Linked DNA regions of Homo sapiens: region 1 is linked to region 2. The links are chromatin loops, found by intact Hi-C in ENCODE. Cell type or tissue: Caco-2. All regions are shown on one strand.

Region 1 (2,500 bases), 180 kb before region 2:
CCAAACCTTATGACTTATGTAAAAATTCTACAAGCTCTTCTAAAAACTCTGAAACAGATAATAAGTGGTGAAAGAAAGAAAGAAAGAAAGAAGAGAAATGAGAATGAGTAAAAAATGAACAGAGCATAATGGAGAAGACACCTTTTTGAGTTTACAAGAGTTAGACAATATTTTGTTAATGTAATAATATTTACTTATAAATTTAATATTTAATAAAGTTAACATTTATAACACAATATAATTATATTTTAAGTATGTTATATGTTAATTATATTATTTAAAATATAACTTAGTGAATAAATGTAATATTTAATATGTAAATTTAATATGATTCTATTAATTTTAAAATACTAAATTTATCTTAAGGAGACAACATCTAACAACTATAAAATAGGAGTATTAAAGAAGATCAAGTCTGAGTGTGGTGGCTCACACCTATAATCTCAATACTTTAAAAGGATTGCTTGACCCCGAGAGTTAAAGACCAGCCTACGCAACATAGCGATATCTCATCCTACAAAATTAAAAAATTTAAAAAATTAGCCAGTGTGGGGCTGCATGCCTGTAGTCCCAACTACTTGGGAGGATCACTTCAGCCTGGGAGGTCAAGGCTGGAGTGAGTAGTGATCACGCCACTGCACTCCACCCTGAGCAACAGAACGAGAATCGGTCTCAGAAAAAAAAAAAAATTAAGAATTGTCTGCCAAATACATGAAACTATGCAATTGTCTACCTGAACGAACACATTTGTCACAGTTAAACTGATTAAGAGCTAAGAAGCATGGTCATTATCCCAATATTATAATCAGGTGAATAATACTCATATTTTTCTTTGTGACATTTATTTTTATTGTGATAAAAATACATACTTTTTATACCTTCACTCAACAAGGAGAATCATGACTTGCATTTTACAGTCTCATAAATACAATTCCAATTTTTTAGAAGACTCCTCTTTGAAATTATGAAGGGGTAAGATTATTTTTTCCTTTTATTCCTCTTATTTTTTCTTCCTTCTTTCCCCCCTCCCTCCCTTGCTTCTTTCTTTCCTTCCTTCTCTCACATGCGTTCTTTTCTCCTTTTCGATTTTTGAACATCTCATTGGTACATACGGAATTCTAAAACTTGTTTATTTTCTCTTTACCATATTTGAGTTGAGAAAAAACCATGACACTCTGCTATTTATATGAACACCAGTTTATCTTACCAAGGCCTATTATTTCTGCTTTTGAAATTTTGTTTTAATTATTTTATTTTTATTATGAAAAAATTGTTTAGGAATAAAAGATTGAGACAGAATCCATACAAAGTTTAAAGAACTGCAATACAGTTGCTACTTATATAATTGTCCAGAAGATGTCTCTCCCCATTCACATCTCTTTCCTTGCTCTGCAGAGAACCATTAAATTCTGAGGTAATCATTTTCTTGTTCTTCTTTATTGTTCTAACACACCTATGCATATGTCCCACTTTTTTTAATAATATATAAGTGAAATAATTCTCTATGTATTCCACTGTTTTGCCTCTTCAACATCATGTCTTTGAGATTCATTCAAGTTAATACATGTTACTTTAATTCGTTAATTCTCACTGTTGGATTGACCATGAAATATTTGTCTATCCTACTACTGACATACATTTTCCTTTTCCTCTTTTTTTTTTTTTTTTTTTTTTTTTTTTTGCTGTTATGAACAACGCTGGTTTGGGGAGTGCTAAAAGAAACAGGAAACTAGAACCAACTGCTGGCAGAGGGATATGGACCATTGCTGGTGTGATGCTGAAAACAACATCAAGCAGACAGCAGGGATCAAAGCCTTTATTCCCACTTCCTCCCTGCCAGTCTTCCCCCATGTTTCCATTGGCAAGACCTGTATCAAGAAGCCAGGTGACAAAAGATAATACAGTTTTCTTTGTCCCAGCCCCAAAATCACCAAGCTGATTAAACAAAGGTAAATTTGTAGCTATAATAGTTTGTAGAGATAATAGTTTAACAACCAACAGAATAGTTAAATAATTAATGCAAAAATTCCGAAGTCTGAAGAGGGGGTCAATAGGAGATACAAGAATAAATGATTGAAGGAACTGGATTGCTGCTGCAGGCCTCCTGAGATGCAAAAAAACTATGAGTCTGCTTGTTTTCTCAGCAAGGAGGTTCGTGGTCAGGGGGAAGTTCTCAACCCTGGTCCCTGGCTGCCTGAAAATAGACTCAGCATCATTAGGGGCCATAGTGGGAGTGAGATCAACTTCTATATATGTATAAAAGTCTCGCTCTCGGTCACCCAGGCTGGAGTGCAGTGGTGCAATCTTAGCTCACTGCAACCTCCGCCTCCTGGGTCAAGTAATTTTCCTGCCTCAGCCTCTCAAGGATTACAGGTGCCTGCCACCACAGCCAGCTAATTTTTTTTTTTTTTTCTTGAAATGGAGTCTCACTCTGTCACATAGGCTGGGGTGCAGTGGCAGGATCTACTTCAAGCGATACTCCTGCCTCAGCCTCCTGTGC
Region 2 (2,500 bases):
AATCAAACCAATCTGGGGTCCATATTCCATCTTCATAATGAAGAAAAGATTGGACCAAGCTTCCCACTGACAGGCCCTCACTTTCATTCATCCCATATTTGTAGGGTCTATCATAGTGCTAGGCATTGTAGGATTTAACACATTTTTCTGAAATTAATTTAACCAAATTCACAAGTGCTTTATTCCTCACCAATCTCCTGTTTCAGGTTGTCTTCAAAAGTTAGAAGATAGGGAGGATTCAAACGACATGACATGATTGCATTATTTAAAATTTCCTTTAAAAAATAGCTTATCAAGAAACCAAATATGCCAAAAAGAAATCACTATGATTCCAGCTTCTAAAGACAGTAAATCTGAGTCTTACAAAATACATTACATATAAAGACATTTTATATAAAGGTTCTTTTTGAAAATCTCTTCTGCCTGGTGTGGTGGCTCACGCATGTAATCCCAGCATTTTGGGAGGCCAAGGCAAGTGGATCACTTGAGGTCAGGAGTTCAAGACCAGCCTGGCTAACATGGTGAAACCCTTCTCTACTAAAAATACAAAAATTAGCCAGGTGTGGTGGTGGGTGCCTGTAATCCCAGCTCCTCGGGAGGCTGAGGCAGGAGAATCACTTGAGCCAGGGAGGTGGAGGTTGTGGTGAACCGAGATCAAACTACTGCACTCCAGCAGGGACAGCAGAGTGAGACCCTGTCTCAAAAAAAAAAAGAGAGAGAGAGAGTAGAAAATCTCTTCTTTACTTAATTACTAATTAGTTAGGGAAAGTCTCATTCAAAAGAAAGTTGCAATAAAAATATAAAAAATTCCAAAATATCCTCAATACTTCTAAAGAAGGAAAAGCAATAATGATAGTGGCTCAATATTACTTACACTGTTTTCTAACTTAAGAAAATCTTGTTCTTTACCAAAAATATTTAATTTTCTAAAGTGTGAGAAAATTAGTAAATTAAATGATGGAATTGGCTTTTTTGCTACTTTCTAAAATACAATATTCTTAGGTTGACCTGAAACACAATTGGCTTAATAAAAAACATTATATAATAAAATTCTTAATTAGCATAATTGCCTATCCAGAATTTCAATTATCCTCTAGAATCTCTTTCTTAAAATTTGGAGAAAGATAAAAATATTTACTTAAGAAAAAATAATCTCAATAATTTAACTAAAATGCAAAATTCACGTTTTAAAACTTAGAATGATTTGAAGCACCAACATATTCTATGTAAAAATCAACAGTTGCAAATATTCTTACTCAAATTTCTTCTTTCTCATACCTTACCAAAGTGGATAGAAACCTATGTGTGCACGCTTGTCCAAACACATGTACATCCTACCTTTTCTGATCTGAGGCTGATAAAATATCTTGTTTTCAACACTGGGGTGCAGATTTCATTCAGCTGTAAGGTTATAGCACCCCCTAGCCCTGCCTAACAGAATAGCAGTCAATTCTGGCAGGAATTGAAGTGTAGTAAAGGAATTTTAAAGAATATATGTAAAACCTGGGTACTTTAAAAAAGTGTTCTCCATTGAAGACGTATCTTATTTTATTTGGTAGCAACCGCTGTATCTATTATAGTTTAGAATTTCTGGTATACAACCTGTTCTAACCCTGAATAGTACCAATTGCTGTTAAAATATAGGAAGCTGATTTATTCTAAAGAGCATGTGGAGCATAAACACATCAAACAGATTTCCACTGGTCCTCTAATTTTTTCCCCCCAAATCATCAACAAGCCAGACACTTGGAGTACAAGTATAGAATATTGGACATGGCTGTGATGGTTATTGGCAAATCTTATACAAATAGACAACAGCTCTCTGGGGACAAAATGTAGGCTGTGGAAAAATATATCTGAATATGACACATGTGGCCACCACTCAGATAAGATCTTTGTTACTATTCTTTTATTCATATATCATATTTTAAGAAAAAAGTTGAAAGATGAAGGATTTGGATGTGCTTGTAATAAATTCAGACTGTTTTGCTTGTCCCGTCTTTGAATCTTCAAGCTTTCCTTATTAAGCTACAATGCCTATTTCCAGCATATGGTAATAGTGCTGATTGCATAGCACCTGTCATTAGGAATTCAGGAATATAAACCTCAAAGGCTTTGATGGGAATTTAAATGGAATACCGATTTGTCAATGCAGCACTCAAGTCTGTAGTATCTGTGGGGTTCACAGGATTCCAATTAGTCTGACATTTTTTTTGCAGACTTCAGAAAAAGAACTATTGTAAAACTTGGAAGCAAACAAAAGATAAGTTTTCTCACCTTACTTGGCCCATATTATAATTTATTCCTCCCTTCGTTCCTGGAATGCTTGAAAGTCATCATTCTTTATTCTGAGATACTGTAAATCTAGATACTGTAAATCACTTGGTCAATGTACATTAAATTTAATTTAGTCTGACCACTGCTACTATTCAAAGACCAGTAAATTGATTATGTTACTAAAAGGTGATCACACTGATACTGCTATTTAATGAACTCCATG

What was found. Peaks named below come from ENCODE experiments on the same cell type or tissue, not always from the same donor. Only the 100,000 strongest peaks of a DNase experiment are listed, where the experiment ranks them.
Region 1: it touches region 2 in a loop (14-fold over the local background); 3 of 110 quality-filtered maps call a loop at or near these places.

The regions. Positions count from the first base shown.
Region 1 is chr1:79,680,453-79,682,952 of GRCh38, reverse strand. No RefSeq gene overlaps it. Among named protein-coding and RNA genes, the nearest start is that of LINC02792, 360 kb to the right of the region's middle. In Caco-2, no CTCF peak of the experiment used is centred here; no DNase peak of the experiment used is centred here.
Region 2 is chr1:79,496,281-79,498,780 of GRCh38, reverse strand. No RefSeq gene overlaps it. Among named protein-coding and RNA genes, the nearest start is that of LINC02792, 170 kb to the right of the region's middle. In Caco-2, a CTCF peak has its summit at 1,399; no DNase peak of the experiment used is centred here.